2 separate regions of the Homo sapiens genome follow, and region 1 is linked to region 2. Evidence: chromatin loops called from intact Hi-C (ENCODE). Cell type or tissue: heart right ventricle. All regions are shown on one strand. Each heading gives the region's core, and the rest is flanking DNA. Links, peaks and the distances in the headings are about the cores only. Region 1 has its middle 73 kb from the start of NHSL1. Region 2 has its middle 18 kb from the start of NHSL1.

What was found. A loop is a pair of places that touch in the nucleus more often than their neighbours do. Peaks named below come from ENCODE experiments on the same cell type or tissue, not always from the same donor. Only the 100,000 strongest peaks of a DNase experiment are listed, where the experiment ranks them.
Region 1: it touches region 2 in a loop (4-fold over the local background); 10 of 110 quality-filtered maps call a loop at or near these places.

The regions. Positions count from the first base shown.
Region 1 is chr6:138,564,979-138,580,341 of GRCh38, forward strand. It overlaps a transcript of NHSL1 not described here. Among named protein-coding and RNA genes, the nearest start is that of NHSL1, 73 kb to the left of the region's middle. RefSeq lists enhancers at 7,169-7,925, 11,704-12,204. In heart right ventricle, for the core only: no CTCF peak of the experiment used is centred there; a DNase peak (open chromatin) is centred at 7,513; H3K4me3 peaks cover 3,225 bases; H3K27ac peaks cover 2,924 bases.
Region 2 is chr6:138,510,033-138,525,395 of GRCh38, forward strand. It overlaps a transcript of NHSL1 not described here. Among named protein-coding and RNA genes, the nearest start is that of NHSL1, 18 kb to the left of the region's middle. RefSeq lists an enhancer at 7,984-8,153. In heart right ventricle, for the core only: CTCF peaks have their summits at 7,745 (motif pointing left) and 10,609 (motif pointing left); a DNase peak (open chromatin) is centred at 7,784; H3K27ac peaks cover 217 bases.

The DNA.
Region 1 (15,363 bases), core at 3,361-11,360, 54 kb after region 2:
GCTAGTTCTGCAGGGGAGAGGACGGAGGCAGATCCCGTAAAGTTTCACGCCATGTAAAGTGATGTAAGCTCCATTCTGTAGGCAATGGGGAGCTACAGAAAGGTGATCCAGTTGTTTTTGTGGGTTTTTCTGTTTCTTGTTTTTCTGAGACAGAGTCTTGCTCTGTCACCCAGGCTGGAGTGAAGTGGTGAGATCTCGGCTCACTGCAACCTCCGCCTCCTGGGTTCAAGCGATTCTCCTGCCTCAGCCTCCCAAGTAGCTGGGATTACAGGTATGCCGCACTAAACCCGAGTAATTTTTGTATTTTTAGTAGAGACAGGGTTTCACCATGTTGGCCAGGCTGGTCATGAACCCCTGAGTTCAAATGTTCCTCCCACCTCGGCCTCCCCAGGTGCTGGGATTATAGGCTTGAGCCACTGGTCCCAGCTGGTTTTTGTATCTTAGGAAGATCACTCTGGAGACAGTGTAGACTCATGGATGGATCAAAGGGGAACAAGAGTGGAGAAAGCAAGAGAGGACAGAAGATCATTTAGAAGTCCAAGTAAGAGCTGATGAGGGCCTACGCTCTATGAGGACGGACATCTAGGTGCAAATACAGCAGACCTTTAGGAGATTAAACTGAAGTATTTGATAGAAAATACTGTAGTTTTCAAAAAAAACTCTAGGCTGGGCATGGTGGCTCAGGCTTATAATCCCAGCATTTTGGGAGGCCAAGGCAGGAGGATCACTTGAGGCCAGATGTTCAAGATCAGCCTGAGCAAAAGAGAGAGACCCCATCTCTACAAAAATAAAATAAAATAAAATAAAATAAAAAATTAGAAAGGCATGGTACCCTGTGCCTGTAGTCCTAGCTACTCAGGAGGCTGAGCGGGGAGGATCCCTTGAGCCTGGGAGTTCAAGGTTACAGGGAGCTATGATTGTGCCATTGCACTCCAGCCTGGGCAACAAAGCAAGACCCTGTTTCTAAAAAAAAAAAAAGCAAACAAACAAACCCCTCTAATTTGACAGAACATGTTATAGTTAAACCAAAACACCCTGAAATTACATGGAAATATATTTTATAATAATTGCATGAGACATAAAAATTAACCCTAGATAACATGCAGGATCTTTTAAAATTATTAAAAACAAACTGTTGGCCAGGCGTGGTGGCTCACGCTTGTAATCCCAACACTTTGGGAGGCTGAGGTGGGCGGATCACCTGAGGTCAGGAGTTCAAGACCAGCCTGGCCAACATGGTGAAACCCCGTCTCTACTAAAAATATAAAAATTAGCCGGGCGTGGTGGCGGGTGCCTGTAATCCCAGCTACCCAGGAGGCTGAGGCAGGAGAATAACTAGAACCCGGGAGGCAGAAGCTGCAGTGAGCCAAGATTGTGCCACTGCACTCCAGCCTGGGCGACAGAGCAAGACTCTGTCTCAAAATCAATCAATCAATCAATCAATCAATCAATAAAAAGTAAACTGTTCATAAAGATCAGTTTCAAAGAAGGTTTCCATAACTTAGCAAAGACATTTTAATGGAAAAGAACATAGGTTACTCACTTCCAAACTCAAGCCCTGACAATAAGTTGCTTCTTTTTATCACTCTTAAGATACTTTTCATAATTTAAAAAAAAACCATATTTTTCATAATTTAAATGCCTCTTCTCAAAACAAATGCACAAAGTTTTTAAACTAAAAAAGGAAGGATACTAGATAAAATATCATTTAAATCGAACTTCAACAATTTAATTTGCAAATAAAGACATATTAAAATGAACAAGGCAGTGAGACAACAGAGTCCCAACTTCAGAAGAAAAAATAATAATAATCAAAGGTCAATAAAGGGCAGTCTCAATGGACCAGAGAAAACATTAAGTGGCACTCACTGTGTGTCTCTTTCACAGAATGTCAACTTCAGTAGGAAGTAAGAGCAAAACCATGACATTCACTGATCTCTTTTGTTAAGACACGAAGGTAAACTTCCTTTGGCTATTTTTCCGATATATGTAGTAACCATCAGAATAAATAAAACTTACTGATCTTGTTTCACTCTTAAATTTGTGATGCTACTTGACAATATTTGTCAATATTTCTTAGGTTTTCTTAATGCCAGAAGGAAGCTATTTTTTTTTTTGGAGGATTTTTGTTTGGTTTGAGACCTAGTCTTTATGTTTGTTTGGTTTTGAGACCTAGTCTCGCTGTGTTACCCAGGCTGGAATGCAGTGGTGTGATCTCGGCTCACTGCAGACTCGACCTCCCAGGCTCAAGCGATCCTCCCACCTCAGCCTCCTGAGTAGCTGGAACTATAGGCACACACCACCACACTTGACTACTTTTTCTATTTTTTTGTAGAGACAAGGTTTCGTCGTGTTCCCCAGGCTGGTCTTGAACTCCTGGGCTCAAGTGTTATGCCCACTTCGGCCTCCGAAAATGTTGGGATAACAAGCATGAGCCACCACGCCTGGCCCAGGAAGCTATTCCTAAGTCCCACCAATTTAAGGATTTTATTATCAGAAATAGATCACAGCTATTTACATGGAAACAGGATCTTGACTTTTGACCTAGCTGCTTTTGGTTTTTCATGTCATTTTTCTCCACTGTAATATCTGGTCATTAGTAATCTAATTATGTGCAAGGATCCTGCTTTCTGCAACTATTTTATTAGGAGAAAAACTGGGATGAAATTACTTTAAATAGATCCAACTCCCACACTCAAAAATTGATTATCTAGTATATGGATTATTCATTACCCTTGATGCCTAGTATGGTCATTCTCTGGCCATTTTTGTAGTGGCTGAGAAGGGAGGACACTGACATTCAAATGATTCAAAGCTGGTAACATTACTAGTCTGTACGATAAAGTCCAGAAGGAAAGGATGAAACATTGTTCAAAGCAAGGCTTTGCATGTCAATTACCTTCTCTATCTGCTGACCTGCCAATACCAGGATCATCAATCACGCTTCTGCCCAGCTAAATGGAGAGCTGGGGATACAACAAAACAAGCTCTGCTCAATGAGAAGACGGACACCCCATATGATTCCACCTCTTTTAGTTTTATTTGAGTGAGCAAGAAAGGGAAAGCACAGAATAAATACTACTAGTCATTAGTTTTCCTCAAGGACCTTCCACAGTGCTGGAAAAGCAGCAGGCACTCATTAAATCTTGTTCAGTTAAATGCTAACAGTTAGAAGACCATGCAAAACATGAAAATGTTCCAGATAAAGTTCCTTTATGCGGACCTTCTCATCTAGGTCATCGTGTTGCACTTTTTCACAATTATCCTACATTTTCTCTTTAACCCCCCTGCTTTAGATGTCTTATTTGCTTCTCCATTTAAGCATGAACTCCATGACTTCAGGGCCTGAGTGCTATCTTTCTTTGTATCCTGCACATAGTATTCAGTAATGATTCCACCAATAAATGCTCTCACAACTTCACGTGAAAAGTTACATATTGTCTTATCTACCACTGCATTCCACTTTTTTACTATAAAGAAGACACTGATTCACACCCTTGATTTGTATGGCTAATTAAGTCAAAACATCATCTACTACTGTAGTGGGTCATATCATACTAGGAATATAAGAATTGATCATTGCTGTTACCCAGTTCATTCTTACCTCTCTGAGTATAAACGGGGATGGGATTCAAGAGAATTTTGAAACTTGTAGTGTGCTGTCAAACACACATACAAAAGAAAACATACAGATGCTTACTGGTGGCTGCTTTGGACCTATCAATATGTATCTTGTAATTACTTTTTAAGCTGAGGAACAGTAGTCTAATCAGAAAATGCATACTAGTAGCTTCTAATCGTATAAAAAGATTCTCAAAAGAAAAAGAAAATCAAGCACTATAATTTTATCCCTAGTTTCTTGACATTAAATCATAAAGCTATGGGTTTGTTGTACTGAAAGATACCCATAAGGGTAACCACTTAAAAACTTTATTTTGATGTTCCTGATAACAATCCAGCATAGAAATTCCCTATTAAAAGACCTTCTGTTTCAGAAATTGAATGTGTGTCATACAACACACTATCCACACTGATGGTAGGAGCTCAGCAGGCTAATGGTGCAAAGCATACCTGGAGACAGCGGGCAGGGAACAGGCAAGCAGTGTGGCCTGGCAGCAGCTGCTGGAGGGGAGGGAGAACGCCAGGAGCTGCAGAACCGGACCCCCGCCAACCAGAGATCCCACAGGGGGACAACTGATGCGAGGCTAGCTTGTTAAGCTACAGTTGCCCTACATCTAGCTGTCACTGCATGATGGTTGTGTGTATATGTGTGTGTGTGTGTGTGTGTGTGTGAGAGAGAGAGAGAGAAAGAGAGCGAGAGAGAAAAAGAGAGAGAGCGAGAGAGTGGGGAGGAGGGAGAGTTTTTGGCAATCTGTGTAAATCAAAAAATGTTAATGTAAGTTAGGGGGGTTGCGGAATAAACTGAAAGAAAGGTGGATTAGGCTGTGTGTGATTTGGGCAGAGAGATATAAAAGATGCTACACATTCCCATCAGACCAATGTGTCTCCCAGTGCATATTTATTTGCAACCAAATCCTAACGTGGCCATTGGGCATTCTTAGCATTGACTGATAATCCTTGCTAGAGTTTCAGCCTATTTGATGCTTCTAAGAAAAAACTTCATTTCTGCATATTTTTTCTTGAAGACTTTTCCTCTTTTGATCTGCTCACATAAACAAATGTCACTTCTGTATTTCTCCAAAGGAAGGAATTGTGTGGAATAAAGATCAACTGTTATAACATTCCCCTGAGACAAGATGTCAAAGTTGGAAGCCAATTTTCTTTTGTAAGTCAAATGCGAAAACAGAATATAATGCCATGAATTTTGATGTATAAGCAGCTTTTTAAGGATTCTTTCTGACACCGTATGTCAAAAATCATATTATTCATGCCCAATTATTTAAAAAAAAAAACACATAAACTTACACCCTGTATTATGCTTCCATTTATCTTCATGAAGCTACTGTATCCCCTATTCCGTTAAGGGATAAAGGGCACAATCTTTTGTATCGCTACGTAAGCAAGTCCTCCCTTCACAAGTTGCCCCTGTCCTTTACAATGACTTCTTTATTTTCCACAAGTCACATGTACAGTATTTGCTTTATTTCCCAACTAAAACTAATACACACAAATTCAGTCTCTGTTCCTTTAATGCTAATTCAGATGAAGCATCTACAGTAGAAATCCTACAGCCTCATGCTCACATGTATACAGTCGTTAACAGAGACTTGACAGTGGTTGACTTAAAGTCAAACAAGTCCTACAAAGCAACCTTTGGCAAAGCCCAAAGGAATCAAAACTATACCCTCCTGCGACCACAGCACTACTGAATCCACCCTCCAAACATTTTTGTTTCAAACATTACAACCCAATCATTTACCAAAACCACAGCTTATTCCTGATTTAGAAAAGTAAAGTTCACGGACTTACTAAACTATACAACTCCAGCCAGAAAGCACAAATGCCTTTTCTAAGCCTGGCAATCACACAGCATTTGAACTGAAAACCCACATTTTTAAGCTCAGAATCAGTGGCTCATTGTTGATCACCTTGTTGATACAATAAACAACTGATATCTTCAAAGATTATTAGCTAGTCCCTCTTGTGCCATAGTTTAACAGACAAGAACAAATAGTTTACACACACATTCACTCTGAAGAAGGGCTGCATTAATGCTCAGCCTGTGCGACATAATTACTATACTCATAAGCACATATTTAACTTAGTTGATTCTCTCACGTTTCAGTAGTTTTGCTTTCCAAAGCAGGGGGAAGCACAGGTCCCTGAAAGACTCCAGCAAGGTTTCTTTTGGCATGGGGAAGAATGTGATAAACATGGAAAACACAATCACGCGGAAGGTCTGGACTTGATTCCTTTGTGATACTTAAATAGCACTCCCCTACTGGGCTTTGCCCACTGCACCGAATGGAGAAACCATTTTAGAGCTTAACAATTCAGTCCCTACACACACTAAGAGGAAGAATTCAGAAAATCTAAATATAAAATAGGGGTGTGTTAAGAAATATCGAACTGTTTCCCTCTCTCCCAGCAGGACTGGTATTTTTTTTCATCTTGGAGGCAAAACATGTTAATCCTGAGAACAGAGCCAATGTCAGTCTGAAAAGAAACTTGATAGAAATCTAAAAACTCTGGTTAAAAGAAGGAAAGGAGAAAGAAAAAAAAAATCCAGAAACTCCTTGGGACCAACATATCAGTGTTAAGCCCCTTGCGTGTTCATTTTCCTTGATGTCACAGCCCAACACTGGTTTAATTCAAGCATTCATGTAATTCCTCAATCTTAGAAGAAGGATGCAAGAAGACTATGTACGATTCCCGAAGTTTTCTCAGTGCAGTTTCACAAGAGTTCCACGTTCTAGCCCCAGATTGCTATAAGGGCAGAAGATTCTCTCTAGCTAGGGTGGTGGGTGGTTTATCATTGAACTTTTCACAAGTCACATGAGCATGTGGCTCTGATGGAGGGAGGGAGGCTGCCGAGAACAAATAACAGCTACTTTATCTTTCTTTGAATGATACAAGATACAAGCTCAAGCTGAGGAAGAGCATTTTTATTTTAGACATGTAAACAAATGACGCCGAATTCCAATACAAAAACAAACATTTCAAAAGAAACTCCTAATGGGGGCAAAAATCATGAAGGGGGAGTGATAGAAACAAAGAATTCTACATAACAAACTTTTTCAAATGTTTAAATTTTTTAAAAATCGAGTCACCTTTTCTGGGCTGGGCTCTGTATATCCAGTTTTCGTCATCCACTTCCACCTGCTGCCCACAAACCGAGAGCTCTCCATCACTGCGAAACAGCCTCTTTGTCTGCCTGGACAAGGAGGAGAAATTTATCCAACTTACAGCACGTGAGAGAGAACCTGTATTCGGCTGGAGTCTGAAGGAACCTGAAGAGCCTTCCTTTTTCATCTTCTTTTCAAAATCAACTAGAGACAAAGAACAGCCCAGCAAACAAAACGCTGGGTTTTTTGCGTTGGCCCAGGTCCTCTCCACGAGCCTGCTGTTTCCCTCTTAGACAACGCTGACAGTCAGGCACCGCATTATCCAAAAAGACGGCTTCTGTGTCACCCAATTAAAAAGAAAGGGAAAAGGAGGGGTTAAGAAAGAAAAGAAAAATGTTTTACCCTAGCCACATTGTGGACTCCGTTTCTAGATCCGCGATATCCACGGCCAAAAAATAATAAACAAATAAAAGTATAATTTAAAAAATGAAGCAGCGTGTTCATTTCAGGAGTACTTGTCAGGACTTTGCAAAACACAAAGCCAAGGCACCCCGACTCTTTGGCGTGTCCCTAGCATCCCAAATTGTAATCCTACTCCTCTCCTGGGCATCTTTCCCCACCAGGGCAGAAAGCCAGCTGCCCTGGTGAAGTAACTCCTCACCCTAGAGAAAAAGAGTCAGGGTCAAGCCAGGCACCCAGTTTACAGTTCACCCACACGGTTACTTGGGAGAAATCAAAGAGCTCAGCTCACTCGCCCCAGCACAGGGCAGAATCATAAACCGCCCACTTGCTCTCCTTCCCGTCTGTGAAGCGCTCGTTCAGAGCCGCAGGACTCCGCAAACAATAAAACCGGCTGCGTGGCTATTGCCTGGATTACAGAGCAAGCACTCCTGCGAAAGACGATAGGCTTTCCCGACACCAAAGGCACCTCATTGGAGACAGAAAACCCCGCCTCTCCACAGTCAATACTTCAGTGGCAGCTCAAACTTCTGAACTTTAGCGCAGCTAGGGGTATGCAAGTCTGTGCAGAATACAGACTTCTGGGCATAAAGAAAAAGAACTTGATTATGAATTATCAAACCATACTTCTGAAACTACAATTTTGAGAAGGGGCTTAATACAGTAGATAGATAGATAGATAGATAGATAGATAGATAGATAGATACATCCAACATTCCTAGATGGATTTAGGAATGTCCATCATTTAAGGAAGTATATTTCCAAAGAGAATATAACGGACCCGGCTATTCACTCCCAGCTTCCAACAAAGGTGAAACGCAGCCATCATTGTACCTGTTACTGTCACTCCTGCCTGTCACCAGCAGCCAGAGTGTGGGGCTGGATCCTCCTCTGCCGTATCACTGGGAGCCCCTGGGGGTTATTCCTCTCCAACCTTGAATGATCATCCTATCACAAAGAGTCATCAGAGAGCTACGCTAGTGGCACTTAGCTGCAGGCTCTAGCCCTGAGCCTCCTCTGCAAACTATCTAGAGCCACAGCTTGCAATGCATTTGGGTGTAGCATTTCACCCAAGGCTAACTTACTACAATTCCACGGTCCTAGGGGTGTTAAAAGTCCCTGCAACTTTCCATCATAGAGACTTGGGTCGGCATCTCCTTCTCCCAAGCGTTATTTGGGGTAAGGCAAATAAGCAACGAGTAGAGAACTAGGTCTGTAGCACTTTGCTTTACTCAGCATCGATCAGATACATTAAAATTAACAAACTGCAATAGAAAATAAACTGATTAAAAATTTTAAAACCAGAATTTTGCATCATACATCTACTCCAATTCACTGAGATTTTAAGAAGAAGGCTCTACAAGCTTACTGGGACAGGAACACTTGTAGAAGATAGTCAGAAGTTCTACAAAGTGTTACTAAGATAGGCAGTTCATATTACACCATGTAAATAATGACAGAGAACAGGTATTACTAAGGCAGAAGCTACAAAGCAGCCTCAGTTTAAAAGCTAAAAGAGTCCTTGAGATCACGTAGTTTAAACTCCATGATTTTCAGATAGGAAAACTCAGGCCCAGAGAAAGTATGTTCATACCCAATGTCACACAGAGAAGTCAGTAATGAGGACCAGGCTGCAGCCGACACCACTTGGATCAGAGATTCACACACTTACCAGGGATGCTTGCTACATCACCAAGTGCTCTGGGCCTGTTTCAGTTATTAATTGCAATAATATCTCCACTTTGACTACCATTATTTTATTTTCTTTTTTTTGAGACAGAGTCTCACTCTGTCGCCCAGGCTGGAGTGCAGTGGCATGATGCAAGCTCTGCCTCCCGGGTTCACACCATTCTCCTGACTCAGCCTCCCGAGTAGCTGGGACCACAGGCGCCTGCCACCACGCCTGGCTAATTTTGTTTTTGTATTTTTAGTAGAGACAGGGTTTCACCGTGTTAGCCAGGATGGTCTCGATCCCCTGACTTTGTGATCCGCCTGCCTTGGCCTCCCAAGGTGCTGGGATTACAGGCGTGAGCCACCGCACCCAGATGACTACCATTATAAAGGCAAAGTTAAAATAGTTGTGCATAACACCAGTGGCTAACATCAAACATCCACTCTCTTCTTTCTGAGTAGAAAACACTTTTTGAGAGTCTCAAAATATAAAAGGAAAAGTAAAAAAAGACCATCTCACCAGAGAAATCCATTAATGCCCCAAATGCTGTTTGCCATTTCACTGGTTCACGAGACCCCCGCCACACATCTGTGCACACTCAAAGGAGCCATGGAACCCAAACAATGAACACAATTCTCTTCTCCCTACTCTCTACATCCTGCAGCTGCATTTTTAATTTAAAAATATCTGGCTGGGCACGGTGGCTTACGTCTGTAATCCCAGCACTTTGGGAGGCCAAGGTAGATGAATCGTTTGAGCTTAGGAGTTCAAGCTCGGCCTGGGAAACATGGCAAAACTCTGTGTCTACAAATAATGCAAAAAAAAAAAAAAAGAAAAGAAAAAAAGTTAAGTCAGGCATGGTGGTACTTGCCTGTGGTCCCAGCTACTCAGGAGGCTGAGGTGGGAGGATCGCTTGAGCCCAGGAAATCGAGGCTTCAGTGAGCTGTGGTTGCACCACTGCACTCCAGCCTGGGCAATAGAGTGAGACCCTATCTCAAAAGAAATAAATAAAAATAAAAAATTATATATATGCTTAAACCTTGTGTGTTCTTCTTTTTTTGGAGACGGAGTTTCCCTCTTGTTGCCCAGGCTGGAGTGCAATGGCGCAATCTCAGCTCATCACAACCTCTGCCTCTCGGGTTCAAGTGATTCTCCTCCCTCAGCCTCCCGAGTAGCTAGGATTACAGGCATATGCCACCACACCCAGCTAATTTTGTATTTTTAGTAGAGACGGGGTTTCTCCATGTTGGTCAGGCTGGTCTCGAACTCCCAACCTCAGGTGATCTGTCTGCCTCGGCCTCCCAAAGTGCTGGGATTACAGACATGAGCCACCGTGCCTGGTCCAAGTGCTATTTTTTATTTACCAGAAGTGCTGTTGAGCGCTTTCCTCAACTCCCCCTCCATGGAATGTGCATACACACAGCAGCAAAGGTGAATTGGTATCATTAGTAACTGGCGTGTTTTCCTCCAGGGCCCCCAACCCTGTACACTTCAAGGAAAGGGTTAACAGGAGAAGCTAAAGGAACATTTCCTGCCAAGCAGCCAAAATGATAACTAGTCCATTCAGGGACTAGACTCATGACTCTCCGTCAAAGTAAGTGCCCACGTCTGCCAGATTTCCAGAAACTGTGCACCCACAAATCATAAGACCTAGGGATACGTTTGTATAATAACCAATTCTCTGTCTACTGGCTAGTCCATATTTCTGTTATATTGGGCCTTGATTATTAAATCTTCATTTATCTAAGAAAGTCAAATAAATTAACTACTTTTACAACTGGATCAGAGTTCCTGTTGATCAAGAGAATATAATGGTTTAAATCAGCTTTGTAGGTAATAATTAGATCTTAACTATGCATATTAGATATATACTCTAATTAGCTTAGAACATCCTAAGTGGGCTTCTTAAGAAGCTACTATATTCACTCAAGCTATATTTGTTTAGCAACCACGATGAACCCCACATTTTAGTTATGTGGATTATCAACCCAAGAGCCATACAAATCAGCCCCTCCTGGCAGCAGGGCCAAGGCTACTTTGTGCCAAAAGCTTCCTGTATATTATTGCTAACCTTCACAATAACCCTGCCGTGGAAAAATCCCTACATTTATTTATTTATTTATTTATTTATTTATTTATTTATTTATTTATTTTGAGGCAGAGTCTCACTCTGTCACTCAGGCCAGAGCGCAGTGGCGCGATCTTGTCTCATTGCAACCTTCGCCTCCCGGGTTTAAGCGATTCTCTTTCCTCAGCCTCCCAAGTAGCTGGAACTACAGGCGCGCATCTCCACGCCTGGCTAATTTTTGTATTTTTAGCAGAGACAGGGTTTTGCCATGTTGGCCAGTCTGATCTCAAACTCCTGATGTCAGGTGATCTGCCCGCCTCAGCCTCCCAAAGTGCTGGGATTACAAGCATGACCCACCGCTCCCCGCCTGCAAATCCTACTTTTACAGTAATTGGTTTTTAAAAAAAATAACTTCAGCTATAATCTTCAAAGTAATGAAAACATCTTAACGTAGCTATTTTTCTCCAAGAAAACCTACATTAGACTGCCTTGTCCCCATGTGAGACAGACGTGCTGAACAGATTTTATCTGCCTTCCTTACCGTGCTGGGCTGCCCCCTCCCCTCTCACTGTCAGGCTGTCAAATTCGAACTTCTGCTGTCATCACATGTGCCAATAACTGCTCCCTTCCTACCACTTTGCCACTGCTGAGCTTCAGGCCTTAGGAATCACATAAACAGGCTTGTTTAAATTACATGTTTAATGGGAGTTAATGAGGGCTCACGGAATAAAAGGCAGAGCCTCTGTGGAAGGGCTTTGTCGCAGCTGCCTTTGGCCAGCACCCCCCTCCTTCACCAGCGGGACGGAAGCCCCAGGGTTGAAATGGCTGAAATGGCTGGAGGAGCAGACCCTGCATAATGACCCCCAGGTGGATCTTTACACCATGTTTATGATCAATTGCATCTTTTATACTTAGTTCTCCACATTTGAGGGTCACTTACCCATCACTGCTGACAAAGGGACAAGAAATTACTCTATATTACTCTATATATTTCAGAAATGATTTACATAATACATTAAGGAAAATTTAACTATAAAAACTGGAGGCACCAGAATAAATTACTAGAGGAAGTTCTAGAATCATCTCCTTTGGGAATTCCTAAGTCAAATGCCCATGAATTTGGAAAGATTTATCTATGCTTCTACCAAGAGTCAAAGGAATAGACTGAATATATTTGGAAGGTTCTTGCCATAAGACACAATATTTTATGTTTCAGCATATACTGGCATCCTGAAAAAGGAGTTTATCATAAATGAAAGTTGGAGACTTAATAAAAAGTGTTAAAGAGGACAGGATATAGGATTAGACAAACCTTTCAACGCAACCAGGCATGTAATTGCTCTACTCGCCATCTGTGTAAAATGCCAGCCAAAAATAGGAACTAATTTCAAGTGCCATCAGTTTTTTGGCCTCACAGGCCACAAATGAGCACTGTGACTTTTCATTTCCATGTGTAGCTTGCCTGCCCTGTCAAACCTAGCAAAGAGAACAAGAGAGGCAGCACCCTGAAGTTAGAAATCAATGGGAAAACACGGCTGGATTGCAAGCGCCGCTGGGGTTGGCTGGTTTGGCTGGGAGTGAGGTGCATAAACAGAAGGCATGTGAAAAGAGACAAAGGTGCAAAGAGAACCACATAGAGCACAGAAGAGGACTACTCTCAATGGTGTCACGTTCTGAAGTGGCCCTGCCTGGGCTGGGAGCAGTGAAGTGTGCCTCTCATCAGATTACCACATGAATCACCCAGACAACCCACAGGGACCTTTAGCTTAGGACAGCGTACAGTAGGTTTTCCAACTGTCATCTCCTGTGAATAATTTAAGAGTACACTTAAATGGAAATCTTTCTATGAGGTAATTTGTACACACGAATAATGAAAGCTTATCTCAATATCAAAAGTAAATACTTTGAGCCAGATATTTATAATTAAAAAAACAAAACAACCAAACGGTATTACCCCCAGGACCACAGCAAACACATTCCCCATAGTACATTAAATCCTTCTTCCTTTATCCACCTTTCCACCCACCAAGGAATGAAACAAGTGATTGTACTCTAGAAAGAAGTCATGGAAGGCAAAACGCAGCTAATTACCTAATCAGCGCCGGCCCCGTTTTCAGGTTGCCCTCAACTACCACTGCTTTAAAACTTAAAAGAAGGAAAAGCACTGACTTCTCATTAAACCCTGGCTTTAAAAGCCACAGTGCCTTCAACGGAATTAATAGTGTTGTTCCCCTCAAAGGGAAAGACTCAACACAAACATTTATGCATATGTATCACCACCAGCCCAACTCCCACCTTTCAAAGTCTTCATGCCTGAAAAGGGCGAACAGATCTGACATCCTAAGCCTTAGCTGCACTGTCCCCATGGGATCACTTGATACAGAAGCAATATGGCAGATTATTGCTCTCAGTCCCCTAAGGTGCAAGGGGACAAAGGATGTCGCTGGTAAAGAAGCCGCCACTGACACAGAACATGGACGTCAGAGGCTTGGTAAGCAGTACATAACCAAAAATGCAACATCTGTACCAACTTTCACCAAGAAAATGTCCCCAACCTAAGGAGTTCAGATTACAAGAAATCCTAAAACAGCATCAACTTTGAGATTCTTCTAATATAAGAAGACCAAGGGCAAACTTATTCTGAGATCAAAATAAAATTCCAAATAAATAACTTTTTTAAAAATCATGACTTCCTTTGTTCTTGATACCTTTCCTGTAGCCTCTCCAGTGATCACTGTGGTTATTATTTTTTTTAATCTACTCAACCAGTTTTTCTTTTTTTTTGTAAATTGTATTAAGCACTTAAAATCATAGGAGATCTTATTGAAATGCAGAGTGTGATTCAGGTCTGGGGAAGGGACTGCAATTCTGAACTCCTAGAAGCGCCCAAGTGATGCTAGTGCACAGACTGTATTTAAGTTAGCACAGTGCTAGACTATAATGCCCCTGAGGCCAGGAAGCTCATCTGTCATCTTCCTGTCCCTTACAGCAGTGGTCCCCAGCCTTTCTGGCACCAGGGACCAGTTTCATGGAGGACCATTTTTCCATGGACAGCAGGGTAGGGAGTGGTTTCAGGATGAAACTTCCACCTCAGCTCATCAGCAGCATGAGATTCTCATAAGCAGTGTGCAACCTAGATCCCTGGCATGCATGGCTCACAACAGGGTTCGCACTCCTATGAGAATCTAATGCCGCTGCCTGTCTGACAGGAGGTGAAGCTCAGGCAGCAATGCTCGCTTGCCCACAGCTCCCCTCCTGCTGAGCCGCCTGGTTCCTAATAGGCCACAGCCTGGGGTTTGGGGACCCCTGCCTTATAATGCCTTATACACAGCCAGCATTTAGCCAATGTTGGTTGACAGGGTGAAAAAAATGGAACCATCCATCATTTCCATGTTACCTTTTTATTTTGATCTTAACAAGTTTCAGCGTAAGGAGATAATTAGGCCTTTATAGCAATCATTCCTTTATCACTAAATCACAAAAAGCAAAAGTAAAATGTATAAACTGGCAAAAAGTATACAACCTGAATTAAAGGGTTAATAATAAAACCCCATTCATATGGCCATACTGTTTCACTTTGGGAAGAAAGAAGCTTATTAACTGATAGGCGTATGCTTTTCTTCATTTATTAGGACATCTTCACTGCTTCCATCCACGAGAACTTCAGAATCCAATGATCCAGACCAGCCCAGTGCAATCAACAGTGAGCCAAATCAAAAAGCAGCCTACATTCTACCTGATAATCCACACACAGGCTGGGATCTGCTGGGTTCTACTAGGTGAATTGAATTGCTCCATGCCAGTGGAAAATTTTTTCACATCAGTTTTTCCTAGTAGATGTTTAAAAAATTACAAAGAATTTTCCAATCGACCTTACGTGACCTTTTAAAGCATTTATTCTATTTAACTCTATCTTTAAAACTATACTCACTATGGCTCTATAGTGCTTACACCGAATATATCTGACTTTTAACGTTCTATCAATTCAGCCTACTTTTACTGTGCTACTCCTACATGCTAAATATATGTGACACATTGCTTGATACAAGCAGTGATTTCCAGTGAAGCAGATGAACCTTACTTTTAATAATCTATTAACAGAATTGAATATAAAGTAACAAAATTCTTTAATCAGGAGCATCCAGGAAGCAAAAATATCGAGTACGTTTCCAAACAAGGAAAGAGACAGAAATGCAAATACATATATTTAGAATTATTGCAGCTAGGCATCAGTATGTGCATCACCTCCAGAAACGGCAAAGAGCCCAGTTACAGGGATCAGTTCAAATATTTATTGATCTCTTGCTAGGAGATGGGCCAGGCAGACTGATTCTAAAGCACAAAAGATAGGGCCCTCCCCTAGAGGAGTATAAAATGTGTTGTAGGAGACAGATATGCACAGTTACTTTCAACATACT
Region 2 (15,363 bases), core at 4,224-12,223:
AATGACTGAAGGCAAATCAGATTTATCACTGTCTAACTTCTTCCCAATTAATAATCAATAAGTATAAAGATTTAGAGAAAAAGGATAGAGTTAATTATTTAGTAAGCCATGAAACAATCGCTGTGAACTTGTGTTCTGAAGATTAACTGGCTGTTCAGTTTTTCTTTTCTCAGTTTCCTGTGATTTCTAATATTGTTTCACATATGGTTAAGATGAATGCTACAATTAATCGGCTGGTGTGCTCAACTGCTTTTGTTAAGAGGACAGCTGGTTCACATGCAAAATGCTAATGAGACAAATTAGACCATTTTGGTTTGCTGATGAACGAACAGCAAGACCTATAGTTAAGTCTCCAGCTGTACTTGGTTTTCTAGTAATGGTAAAGGTTAACCTAAATGAGGATAATATTTTATTTGATTAGTGTTGGATCTTTTCAAAACATTTTTTTCATTGTCCTAAACTACAGAATACACAGCAGCAAAATTCTCCAAACAGCAAAATCACAGGTTCTTATGAAGCATGAGTGCTACAAGGGTTTTAGAATTAATGGCAGAAGTGAGGCATAAGAGCAAAGAAGCTCAGCCTGACCTAAGATGATATTTGAATTCACCTAGAAAGTACAGAACTTCCATTAATGTCAGTTAGCCAAAGACTTTTTAAGTAAATAAAAACCTTCCTATAACCTCAATTTTTCATATTCGTTCACTGATTTTTCTTTCAATTCATATTGAAAAGACCATTTTTAATAAGTAAACATCAAATAAAGGCAAGGGACAAGAACAAAAACATCAATCATTGTATGGAGACATATTGTTTAGTATCTCTAAATTCTAGTACCCTGGTATTTCTAAAGCAAGAATGTCACAATGTAGATTTCTGACTTGATGCCACAGAAGTACCTCCAGGCTTCTGGGTATTCCCTGTTATTAGAGGGCAATACAATTGGGCACAGATGGAAGGGAAGGAAGGTGCATTGATTGCAGATCCCACATAATTTGGCCCACACAGAATCTGAGAAAAAAATCAACCAGGAAGCGAAACGATAATGCTAATTCTAGGTAATGGCACTGACTTTGTAAAAATGATACGCTTAGCTCTTCTTCATCAGCATCATGGAGGCTTGGAACAGAAAGCAGAAAAATAACAATGGCATTCTTCATATCTTAGCAAATAAAATCATATTTGGAAGGACTAAGTAAGATCAGCAGGCTTCCTCGTGTACCTAACAATATTTTTAACTTGCAGCCAAAACTGAAGCTTGGCATTGTAAAGGCAGGTATGGAGATTTCATAATTTGGCCCAAAGTTTGTTTTTTACTAAAGAAAAAAGGTGAGGTAGACAAAAAACCACTGAGAGAGAGAGAGAGAGTGTGTGTGTGTATGTGTGTGTGTGAGAGAGAGTGTGTATGTGTGTGTGAGTGTGTTTTGAAGAAAGTAGGTCTATGGGGTCTCCCAATGTTGCCCATGCTGGTCTCCAACCCCTGGGCTCAAGTGATCTGCCCACCACAGCCTCCCAAAGTGCTGGGATTACAGGCATGAGCCACCACGCCCAGCCACTATAAGAATTTGACCAACAATGAAGACATCGATGTCTTCCTGGAACTAGGAAAAGAAAAATAATAGGCCAGGCAAAGTGGCTGACGCCTGTAATAACAGCACTTTAGAAAGCCAAGATGGGCAGATCACTTGAGCCCAGTAGTTCAAGACCAGCCTGGGCAACATGGCAAAAACCCGTCTCTACAAAAAATACAAAAATTAGCAGAGCACAGTGGCACACGCCTGCCTGTAATCCTAGCTGCCTAGGAAGCCAAGGTTGCAGTGAGCCGAGATTGCTCCACCGCACTCCAGCCTGGGCAATAGAGCGAGATCCTGTCTTGAAAAGTAAGATATCTGAGGGAGAAAATAAACAGGGTCTTCCAATGCCAAGCAGTTTTTCCAAACTTCTCGAAAATTGCATAGCAGCTCTCAGAAGAGTCAGATGGATCCACTTGTATCACCTCATCTGAAACACCTATCTCTTTGTGTGCTGCAATGCATATAAATCATTATGTGATAAAACAAGTTTAAATAAAGCTGCCACAATCAATTCTCATTAGCAAACCATATTTAATTAAGTATACATTTAGGCTGCTGAGGGCAGTTTTAAAATACCTGCACTTTCCCATGCTTAATGTTTATGCACAATCATTTTTAATCAGACAAATTTAATTATCTTATTACAACTGCTTTCTGAAGAGAGATACTCACCAACTGCACCCCACGGGAAAGAGGAATCGGTCACAGACTCCAGACAATATATTACATTCATTATCAAAATAAATCCCAGAGCATCTATGGAGAACTCGTTCCGGCACGATGTCCCATGTTAAAATAGGATAAAATTCACTTCTTTGCTCAGTAACCTCCCTCTTCTTCTTCGTTAATACAATTCTAACTGCTCGTCAACAGGATAACTCTATATTCTGAACTTTCTAGCTTTACTTGAATTGTTTTTAACATCCCCCGACACCAAAAAAGAAAAAAAAAAAAAAACCCAGCCTCTTCTTTCTGCAGCTGCTGAATGCCACAAATAGCTTCTTGTATAATTCGACTTAGAATGCACCCCAAACTAGATGTGTTCAATGGCAACGTGAATGCTTCATTCAGAGAGAAACAAAATGTGTAGAATGTCCTAAAAACATCACAGTGGCAAAGGGGATCATTAAGAAGTCTTGGGGCAGACGACCGCTTTCAGCCCTTGCCTGCAAATTCTTCTCAGGTCTATGCACATGGCGAGAGAAAGGTTTCAGAAGATTCCCACAGTGATCAAAGGAGGAATCGCTAATTCCCCTCAGCCTGCCCTGTCTAGATGGGGTTTTCCCCGGTGTTACCTCCCTTCTCCACAACTAATGTGTTTCTTCCTCCTGGTTTCCTAATAAAATGCACCTACCCTCAATCTGTTCGTGCTCTGCCATCAGTTACCCAGACCTAAACTAACATGTTCATTTAAAATTCGTACTTGATGTGCTATGTGTTCTACACATGGCAGACACCCCCTCTGATATTTCTGGAAGCTCCTGGAGGGCCAGAGCCAACTCCATGCCCTTCACTTTGCACAGTGCCAACCTCGGTGCCATGCAAAACCAGCTGTTGTGAAAATGGATACAATGGGACAACAGGTAACATTCATAGAAATGGGTTGGGAAGGAAAAGAGCCTGGCGAACTTTAAAGCATTCTTGTCACATAGTGCCATAATTTTCTAACCTTTATGAAAATTTTCCTTAAGAAACGCCTTGCAAATACTAAACAAAAATGTCCACACATTTATGAATAAACCTAACATTTATTCATGAATGTAAGTAACTTTTTTTTTTCTTTTTCCAGAGACAGGGACTCACTCTGTCACCCAGGCTAGAGTGCAGATCCCAGTTCACCACAGTCTCCAACTCCTGTGCTCAAGCAATCCTCCCCTGCTTCGGCCTCCCAAGTAGCTGGGATGAGTAACTTTTTGAAAAGTTTCCCTGTGTGTTGAAATTGGATTTTATTTTCTTGAATACCAGATATTTTGGCAATCAAATGATTACAGGGGCTGGTGGGTAAAGGAAGAAGCAAGAGTTATCTTAGTTGCTGTGTAAAGAGACAGAGGGCCAGTGGATTGGCCTTTTACCCACTCTCTTCCCATCATCCTTCGGGTCTCAGATTAATTTGCCATTTCTTCAAGGTCTGAATTGGACTCTATTTAGACCTCCCATTGTTCACTTTCATCGAAACCTATACTTTTCTTCTATATCACTACTACTTGTAGTGATTTGTTCAATGACTAATTTGTTTAATCTCCCACTAAACACATGATCTGGACCATGATACAGAGGCCATGGCTCACTGAACCTACAGCAACAAGGTGCCCAGTGCCAGGTTTGATACACTGTGGGCATGCAATTCATATTATTTTATTAAATGAATGAATTTAATACAGCAGGAAAAGAAATAGTTTACATTACCAACTCTAAAGACTTTATTCTTGGCCAGGCGTGGTGGCTCACGCCTGTAATCTCAGCACTTTGGGAGGCCAAGGCGGGCGGATCACCTGAGGTCAGGAGTTCGAGACCAGCCTGACCGACATGGTGAAACCCTGTCTCTACTAAAAATAACAAAAATTAGCCGGGCGTGGTGGTGAGCACCTGTAGTGCCAGGTACTCAGGAGGCTGAGGCAGAAGAATTGCTTGAACCCGGGAGGAGGGGGTTGCAGTGAGCCGAGATCACGCCACTGCACTCCAGCCTGGGTGACAGAGCAAGACTCCATCTCAAAACAAACAAACAAACAAACAAACAAAACAAACTTTATTCTTAGGATGTTAAAAAAAATACAGTAGTTCTCCCTTATCCACAAGGAATACACTCTAAGACTTCCAGTGGATGCCTAAAACCACAGATGGTACCAAACCCTACATATGCTACATTTATTCCTACACATACATATCCACGATAAAGTTTCATTTATAAATTAGGCACAGTAAGAGATTAACAATAATAAAACAGAACAATGACAACAGTATACTATAGTAAAAGTTATGTGGATGTGGTCTCCCTCTCTCTTTTTCTCTCTCTCAAAATATCTTATTGTGGCCAGGCATGGTGGCTCACTCCTGCAATCTCAGCACTTTAGGAGGCCGAGGCAGGTGGATGGCTTGAGCCTAGGAGTTCAAGACCAGCCTGGGGAACATAGGGAGACTCTGTCTCTACAAAAAATAAAAAATACAAATCAGCCAGATGTAGTGGCTCACACCTGTGGTTCCAGCTACTCGGGAGGCTGAAGTGGGAGGATAGCTTGAGCCCAGAAGTTCGAGGCTGCAGTGAGCTGTGGTCACACCACGGCATTCCAGCCTGGGCGACAACACAAGACCCTGTCTCACACAGCAACAACAACAAAAATCTTATTGTACTGAATTCACCCTTCTTCTGAGGACGTAAGATTAAAAAAAAAAAGTGTCTACATGATGAGATACCACGACAGATCTGATAACTGTGACTGACGGGCAGGCAGTGTCTACAGTGTGGATCAGCTGACCACATCCTGGGCAGGATGGGGCAGGAGGGTGAGAGAGTTCACCACACTTCTCAGAACAGCACACAATTCAAAACTTATGTATTATTATTTCTAAAATTTTCTACTTAATATTTTCAGATCTCAGTTGACCATGGGTAACTGAAACCACGAGAAGCAAAAACTGAGGCTAACAGGAGACCGCTGTAAAATATCTGCAGCCACTAAGATTGGCAGGGAGCTTTTAACTGGAGACAAAAGTTCATTCACAGAAATCAGTTCATTCATCTTCAGCCTCATCTCATTCATTAAGGACTCAACACACCAAACAATACTCTAGGCACCAGAGACATCAAAACAAAGACAACTTTCTCTTATGAAGCCTTCTCTGACTTTTTAGTCTTTCGCATCCTCTCCCCAGGAGGGTGGATTTTTCACTTATTTATGGCTTATCCGCTCCATAATTGTGCTCATTTGTCTTCCCTGCTAGGAGCTGTGCTCCTGGAGGACAGGAACTGGGCCATATTGGCTTTGGAGATGCCAGTAAGTTAGTTGATCAAATGATGCAATAAAGAAATAAACTATCTATTTCTTGTCCATCAGGCATTCTATTGGACGGAAGAAGACAGAATTCAATAAAATGGGAATAAGGTACATTTTAAATTAGGAAGTGCATAACTCTAACGGCTGGAAGTTAATAGTATCGGGGAAAACTTGACGTAGCAGGTGACATGTGAGCTAGGCCTGGATGGGTAGGTAAACGTTTGCTAGAGGAAAACAGATATGAAACACATTCCAACTCAACAAGAGGGCATAAAGAAGACAGTGAATCGTCTGGAGTTGGGAATACTGAGTGTGTGTGTCATGAAGGCGCACGCCGTCTCTCACAGTCCCAGGCAAGTCACCTCCTTGTCCAGTGCACCACAATGAGAGGCTGGGAGTTGGAAACCACATTTCCCAGACTCTTTGACACAGGGGCCTCAGCAGCCGGCCTAGCATTTGCAAAGCAGATGCACATGACTGATGATACAAGTCCTCATTTCCATGCTCCTGCGGCTTCGGCTGTTTCTGCTGCTAAGTCTGACTGTTGAGGTAACTGAAGTCTCAGTGTGCCATCCCTACTTTCATGGAGGTGGGAAGCAAGGCATGTAGTGATCATTTTGCTGGTAAGGTACACAGCTGAGGGAGTGTGGGCGTGGAGTCAAAACCTGGGTGCCAGCTTTGACTGCGGCAGAGATAACAGCTCCTTTGGCCAGCTGAGAGAGCTATGCCTGGGTGTTCAGCTTGGGCCTATTCCTAAAGGTTTTTCCAATGATCATGTAGATACCATATACTCTATTTTAAATCCCCGTCTGCTTACAATGTTGTCTGCAACTGAACGTGCCTGAGACCATCTGCTGGCCTGCTGGGATGACAAAGTGGGGTTTGTGGCAATGGCTGTGGGAGATATGGCTAGAAAAGTTAAGTCATCACTGGTGTCAAGCCAAAGACCTTAGAACTCTCAGTTAGCAATGGTTGAACATCAAAGTTGTTTTGTTGTTGTTGTTGTTGTTGTTGTTAATTTGGGAAAATAGGCAATTCGTGTTTTTGTTTGTTTGAGACAAGGTCTAGCTCTCTTGACCAGGCTGGAGTGCAGTGGTGTGATCTTGGCTCATTGCAACCCCTACCTCCTGGGCTCAAGTCATCCTCCCACCTCAACCTCCCAAGTAGTTGGGACTACAAGTGCATGCCACCATGCCCGGTTAATCTTTGTATTTTTTTTAGAGACAGGGTTTCACCATGTTGCCCAGGGTGGTCTCAAACTCCTGAGCTCAAGCAATCCTCGTGCCTCAGCCTCCCAAAGTGCTGGGATTACAGGCGCGAGCCACTGCATCCAGGCAACATGAAAGTTTCCATGCAAAATAGTCTTCTGTGTTTTAGAAAAACGTTAGAGACATAGAAAACTAAATTTTAAAAATAGACAAAATGTTTAAATCCAAGGTGAACTATAATGTTGATGAGAAAGGGATGGAAGTAAACAGTCTATCTTCTGCACAATGATTTCCCCCATGCCTACTCTTTGGCTGTATCATAACACTTTCTGCCTCTCTTAAGTGTGTTACCTAGTCCAAGACGACACCAACAGTCCAGGAGGTAGGATACTGTCACATTCTGACTCTACTTAGCCTCTGTTCTCACCAGACTCTCTGATTTCATGTTGTTGGAGAATTCTGGATGAATATTTCAGTTCCTGATTATTGCCTGCATTGTCAGACTGATTTTTTTCTACAAGTAGGGTTTGCAGAAACTGGATGGTCATGATTAAAGCCCATGAATGGAAAGTAACAATGACATAAAAAGCTTTCTCTGTATTCATTTTTTAAATGCTGAGTTTTCCCCAATTTTAGTTATATACAGTTCTGAAGTATCACATACATTCTGATAAAGAACATGTAAGATCTAACCACTATCAGTATTTAGGGAAAGAACATCAGATTACTGAAACAAGACAGCCAGTGCCTTGTTAAAGCAGATATGAAAGCAATGTCTGAGCACTTAGAGGCAAACAATAGAATCCAGTTTCATCATATTAATTAAGCAAATCCTATTTATTAAGAGATATTAAGGAGTTCTCAGAATCTCCAGGAGGGCCAGAGGATAAGTTTACCTGCCAATCAGCCAGGACTGTAACAGTGAAACACTGCTGCTGTTGCCACCTGCTGGTCATCACAGAGCATGCGCAAGTGTGGATGCCTACACTTGTGGAGCCACTGAAGCAGCTCCCAGAGCAGGTCAGTGCTGCTGGGCTTGCCAGTAGATCCAGACAACCTACTCAGCTACTGCCTAACATCCCTCAGTTTGTCATCCACATCCAATGAGTGGGTCAGGGTGGCACAGCCTAGGTCACATACCTGTACTGTAGCTGCAAGGGAGTCTGGGAAGCGAACGTTGTTAGTTCTGTGGCTGGTTAGGGGAGGAAGTCAGGTCAGATGGTGGGGAGGGGCAGTAGGGAGTGGGACAGGACTGGAGTGAGAAACTGCTGCAAGATTTCTGGACAAGTTCTTCAGTAAGAACAATTACTAATATAGGTTCCAAAGTCACCTGAGATTTGTGGTCTCTTATTTCAGTTTTGCTTCAAATCCAGAAATACAGTTATTTATTAATACATCTGAACTTCCTGAATCAGAAACTGAAGAGTGTCAGAGAACTCTTTGACTCAAATTGTATCAGTGGCCCACAAGAATTCACCCAGTAGCATTTAACAGTGTCACCTGCTAAGTCTATCAACTCAACACAGTCCAGGTTTGGTTTCTTTCCATGGACTCTCTTTCTGGAGAGCTTTAAAAAATTACAGCAGGTTTTTTTTTTTTTCAAGAGATGCACAAATTCACATTATATAAGAAAAATAATAGAAGTGAGGGTAGAACGTCCACAGGAATGATTTTTTTTTTTTTTTTTTTAGAAAAACCCAGAGCATTTCATGGGTTGTTGCAATCTCACTTCAGAAATTAACAAGTTAAATTAACTCACTCTTCCAGCTAGCCTATATAATTAAAGTTGGAAAAAAACAAAAACAAAACTAGAAATGTTTATGTTTGGCTTTAATTCTTCACTACATACTACGTTCTAATGGGGAAGACAGTAAGAAATCCAAGCACTGACATAGTAACTTCAATAGAACATTCTAGAATGCCACTGAAGGCCAGGCGCAGTAGCTCACGCCTGTAATCCCAGCACTTTAGGAGGCCAAGGCCAGCAGATCGCCTGAGGTCAGGAGTTCAAGACCAGCCTGGCCAACGTGGTGAAACCCCGTCTCTACCAAAAACACAAAAATTAGCTGGGTGTGGTGGTGCATGCCTGTAATCCCAGCTACTCGGGAGGCTGAGGCAGGAGAATCACTTGAACCGGGGAGGCGGAGGATGCAGTGAGCCAAGATCGCACCACTGCGCTCCAGCCTGGGTGACAGAGCAAGACACTGTCTCAAAAATAAATGAATAAATAAATAAATAAATAAATACATACATACATACATAATAAAATGCCACTTTAGAATAAAACACTCCACAGCTAACCATCTAATGGGAAAATATAACTTTTCTGAGCACCACTGCGTAAATAAGCCTCCTCTGAATGACACAGAAAAAAAAAAGCCTTACCATGTGTATAGTAACAACTAACAACTTCAATAGTATTTTTTTCAAAGCATAATTTAGTAGTAGAAATTTAAAAGAAAGTGAATCTTCAAAAAAAAATCTGCTCTGTCACCCAATTTTCCTTTTGATAAAGCAATGACCTTAAAAAAATGTGTTATCAAAAACAAATGGAATTTTTATGTCTCTCATAACTCAAAAATATTTACTTCTTCATAAACACCCAAATATTGTAATAAAAGCATTAAATATTAACATTCTTGTCTTTTTTTTTAAACCAGAGAAATATCTTAGATGAAGAAAGTAATTTGCTACCATCACAATACATGAATAATTTAATATGCAAGGCTGGAATGACATTTGCACAAGATTTTTTTCCCATTGTCCATGATACATCAACCCTGTGAGAAAATCAACAGAGGAGTGGGAAAATCTTGTGAAAAATTTTTACAAACAAGCACAGTGTCTGCAGGTTGCTGTCTGGTGCTAGTTTCTTCTTGCACTTCAGAAAGGATACATCTTCACACATACTTAGGCATCTCTAGCAAGGTAGCTGGAGAAAGATCTAGAACACTTACATGGGCAGTATTTCCCATTCCCTCCATTTCAGTATTCAGATAGAGTTGATTGGCAACTGTTTGTTCCATATTTATATTACTGAAATACTCTTTGTTTTAAAAATACATATTTGAGAGCCATCCCTTAAAAAGTTGATAAAGATGAAGACTAGTTGATCAAAAATTTTCCTACTCCCTCTCAACCTTTTTCACGTTTTATACTTTCCCAGCTGCCTTCAATCCTTTCTGAAACAAGGGGAATACAGGGTTTTTCCCATAACCGTTGGCATTCAGTATACAATTCATTATTGCCCAAATCCAATTGTTATGTGTTCTTTAAGGTTAGTGACAAAGAATAATAACAATAATAACATAATAAGGCAAAACAGATTGTTTTAAAAGAATAAAATATAAATCTACACAGTCTTGGCATATAAAATCATACCAAAATAAATATCAATAACTAACCAATAAAATTTCAAAATTGGACACAGTTCTCCCAACACTGAGTGCTGGAATACGCTGCCTAGTTTAATTCTTTTTTTTTTTTTTTTTTTTTTTTTTTGAGATGGAGTCCCGCTCTGTCACCAGGCTGGAGTGCAGTGGTGCGATCTTGGCTCACTGCAACCTCTGCCTCCCGGGTTCAAGCAATTCTCCTGCCCTCCACCTTCCAAGTAGCTGGGACTACAGGCATGTGCCACCACACCCAGCTAATTTTTGTATTTTTAGTAGAGATGGGGTTTCACCATGTTGGCCAGGCTGGTCTTAAACTCCTGACCTCAGGCAATCTGCCCTCCTCGGCCTCCCAAAGTGCTGAGATTACAGACGTGAGCCACTGCGCCCAGCAGTTTAATTCTTTTTACACTTGTATATAACCTTGACCAAGTTAATCTCCCTCTGCTGGTAAAAATGAGAATATTTCTCAGAAATATTTTCCAAATATTTTACCACAGATACTGCCTATGACAGAGCCTGAAAGAACAACTGATTTCTACTTTTTGTGACAAACACATGGGCTTCAACCAGATCTCTTTGGCCACTGTGTGGAGAACAGATTGTGCATGGACAAGTAAAAGTAGGAAGCTACTGTGATCAACTAGGAAAGAAATATGGTGGCTTGAACCCCTGTTAGAAATGAGACAAATGGGTGGATTGGATATAATTTGGAGGTAGATCAGTGTGAAAGTTATCAGTATCAAAATGGAGCCACTAATGTCAAACCCAAAAAACTGAAGCCGAGAGACCATGAAGGTGGGGCCCTCATACAGGTATGCCTATAATGGGAGCTATGCAAGGGATTCCTCAAAACCACAGTATTCCAGATAAACTTTCTGCACAAGTGCACACCTATCAGGTGTGATTGTCTCCACCAATTAGCTAATGCCAACATCTACAACAAGTCCCTGTAACCAATAGTATTCGTTTCAAAACAGCTTAGGTGGACTTTTCCTTTTTGTCTTTAAAAGCCTCCCCCAGGCCAGGCGTGGTGGCTCACATCTGTAATCCCAGAAGTTCAAGACCAGCCTGGGCAACATAGTGAGACCCCCATCTCTACAAAAATAAAAATAAAAAAATTCACTGGGACTGATTGTGCACACCTGTGGTCTCAGCTACTTAAGAGGTTGAAGCGGGAAGACCCCTTGAGCCCAGAAGGTTGAGGCTGCAGTGAGCCATGATCACGCCACTGCCCTCCAGCCTGGGCAGCAAAGTGAGACCCTGCCTCAAACAAAACAAAACAGCTACCCCCTGCCTCACCCCCCTGGAATATGCCTATGGTTTGACATAGCATGAGTATTCTGGATTGCAATCCCCTGCTATTCCCAAATAAATTCTTTGCTTTGGAAGAGTTGGTCTCTGTCACACATTTTAGGTTGGCACTGGAAAGGATTAGATGTGGGACAGAAGAAAGAGGAATCAAAGAGGATTAGAGTTTTTTGCTGAAGGTGCCTAAGTGCAGGCTGGTGGTGCTATTTATTGGGGAGGAGAACCCGGAGGAAACAGTGGCTAGAAGATAATTAGATGGGCAAAGTGGAACACCTCATATGGGCATGGGGTCTGCATCATAACAGAGGTCAGGGCGGGAGATTTTAAAAACTTTAAAATTAGCCTATAAAAAGATACTTAAAGCCACTTAAAGAGAACATCAAGGGAAAGAGGGCAGGAAGAGAAAAGAGGAAGACTCTTGGTCAGAAAGAAGAGGAGGAGCCTTGGAGGAGGCCCAGAAGTGCAGCCAATGACTTCAGGAAATCCAACAGAGGAAACTGTTTCAGCTCCCTAGAATATGCTAGTAAGTACGGCAAAGTCAGAAAAGTGAGCATTGCGTCTGGCCACGTGGAAACCGTGAACACCCTGGAGAACAATCCTGTGATACTGTGGAGCCAGAAATCCAGAGTCAGATGCACTGAAGAGGAGGTGAGAAAGCAGATCAGATGCAGACTTTTTTATTATTAAATTTTGCTCTGAAGATAAATAGAAAAATGGATGGCCCCTGAAGGACATGTGAAGTCAAGAAAGTAACTTCAAAAATGGAAATCCATCACTGTAACTTCCTTGTTCAAAGAATGTTTGGAGCCTGGGCAACATAGCAAAACCCGTATCTACAAAAATATAAAATTTAGGCCAGTTGTGGTGGCTCACGCCTGTAATCCCAGCACTTTGGGAGGCCAAGGCGGATGGATCACCTAAGGTCAGCAGTTCAAGACCAGCCTGGTCAACATGGTGAAACCCCATCTCTACTAAAAATACAAAAATTACTGAGCCGTGGTGGCAAGCACCTGTAATCCCTGTAATCAGGAGGCTGAGGCAGGAGAATCACTTGAACCCGGGAGGCGGAGGTTGCAGTGAGCCGAGATCACGCCATTACACTCCAGCCTGAGTGACAAGAGTGAAACTCCATCTCAAATAAAATAAAATAAAATAATTTACTCAGGTGTGGTGGCGCACATGTGGTTTCAGCTACTCAGAAGGCTGAGCTAGGAAGATCACTTGGGCCCAGGCGGCTGAGGCTGCAGTGAGCCGTGATTGTGCCACTGCACTCCAGCCTGCTGACAGAGCAAGATCCTGTCTGAAAAAAAAAAAGTTTACTTTCTCTTTGAGCTCTCTTAATTTGTTTGAGTCTATGGTGCACTGAAAATGAAAAGCCTTTTTAGATTTACATAACAAAACAAGATTTAACAATCTGGGTTAATGAATGACAATAATCTTCAGGCGGAAAGGCTAGGAATTATTTCCTGAATGAATGAGTTTCATTAATAAAATAAAAGGAAGGGTCTCTGTCCCCCCACCCCCACCCTTTCATGATCTCTCTGTATAACATTCTGTAGTCTACCATCAACTAACTGGCTTGGTGCAGATTCCAGAACATTCCTGGAAGGAATCACTCATCTGGGCAGAATATACCCACTAAGGTCCTTAGGGAAAGTCAGGCCAATAAAGTTTTGCGGCACACCAAGTATTTTCTGTATTTATGAGAAAAAAAATTAATGGTGGGGCAGGGGAATGGTGGGGACAGAAGGGGAGCCAGAGAAGGCAGTGAATTAAAGAGAGTTTTTAAATTTTGTTTTTATTTTATTTTATTATGTTTTAGAAATAGGGTCTCACTCTGTCACCTAGGCTGCAGTGTAGTGGTGAGATCATAGCTCACTATAGCCTCGAACTCCTGGGCTCAAGTGATCCTCCTGCTTCAGCCTTCCAAGTAGCTGGGACTACAAGTGCGAGCCACCACCCAGCTAACTGTTTAAACTTTTTGTCGAGACAGGGTCTCGCTACGTTGCCCAGGCTGGTCTCAAACTCCTGGACTCAAGCCATCTTCCCGCTTTGGCGTCCCAAAGTGCTGGGATTACAGGCATGAGCCACCACACCCAGCCTAGAGATGTTTTAAAGAGGAAAAAAAAAAAAAAAAAAAAAAAAACAGAGCTAAAAGCTCCAGGAATAGAAGACAGGAGACTGACACAGGGGAATTCTTGGTTGGTTTTACTGACATGAAATGATTATGAATTTGAAGTACTGAAGAAGATGAGTCATTTGGGATGTGACATCTCCTTTGAATGGGAAAGCCCAAATCCTATGCCATAGGTCCATGCTGTAGGTCTAGCCTGCAGCCAAATGGCAAGATTGCTTGTGTCATAAAAACATAGAATAGTCTTTAGGGAAACAAAATAAAAATAATAGCAAAAAGTTAATTGTGCTTACTCCAGGCTGGGAATTTTATGTGAATGATCTCATTGAACTCACATTACAGACCTGAGATGTGTGAGCTGTGATTATGCCCATTTTTGGAGTTGAGGAAATGAAGACTGAGTAGGAAGCTAAGTAATTTCCAAAGGCCTTAAGCTTGCCAAGTGGTGGGGTGGGAATTCAAGCCAGGTCTGGGACCCTGAAGGTTCCCTCCTATTTACCTCTGAAGAATGAGCACTTACCTGAGTAAATCAAGAAGCAAGCCCCACACAGGCTCACACAAAACAGGGGTACTGAAAGCTAAAATTAAGCCTGGTGTTAAGCAGACTTTTCATTGGGTACAGAAAAGAGCACAAATTATGTATGCAGCTCAACGAATTGCCACAAAGTGAACGCCCATGTAACCAGCACCCAGATCAAGATAGAGATCATTACCAGCTCCCAAGACCTCCTGTTCATGCCCTCCTTGCAGCCACTAGCCCCATCCCCACACATAACCATTACCCTAATAAAATCACCATAGATTAGTTTTGCCTGCTTTTGAACTTTATATGGTTGGAATCACACTCTTCTGTGTTTGTGAGATTCATCTATGTGGTTGTGTGTAGCAGTAACATGTTTATTCTTATTGGTATGGTAAAAGATTACTTATCTGTTGTATTATTAATGGACATTTAGTGTTTTTTTTTCCAGTTTGGGGCTTTTAGGAATAGTGCACTATGAACATTCTCATGCATGTCATTTGGTAAACATTAAGTATCTCGTTATGGTGGGTATAATCCCAGAAGGGGAATTTGCTGGGTCAGAGTGTGTGCATAGTCAGCTTCAGGAGATATTGCCAAAAAGTTTCCCAAATAGGAAACACTAGTAGAGTGATTTAAAGGTTTTCTTCCCTAGCAAATGGGCACACAAAAAAATATTGAAGGATCTCATAAAACGTTACCAGAAGCCCATTCTTAAACATCAGAAATAAATTTAAAAGAATACTTAAAAATCATCTGAATGACGGGAGCCCTGCTTGCCAAAGGTTTGTGTAATAAAAGCTAAAGAAAAATTTGGCTGAAAGGATCTTGAAAGGATATGTGTAAGTGGCAAATGGGCGGCTACGAACCATGATGGAGACAGAGCAGCTTTGGCCCACCATGGACATTTCTAGTCCTCACCTTGCCAGGTGAGTCCTGGAAGCTTAATGTCTCTGGGCGTTGGATTTTTTACCTCTGTAATGATAGGGTCGCACTAGTTGAGCTCTAAGTTCGATTCTGGGTGCAATATTGTGTCATACAGACAAAAAAGATAATGTTTCAGCCCTATCAAAAACAAGAAGGGGCTGAGCACGGTGGCTTATGCCTATAATCCCAGCACTTTGGGAAGCCAAAGTGTACACACTTCTTGAGCCCGGGAGTTGGAGACCAGCCTGTGCAACATAGCAACTCTCTCTCTCTCTATAAAAAAATTAAAAAGTAGCCAGGTGTGGTGG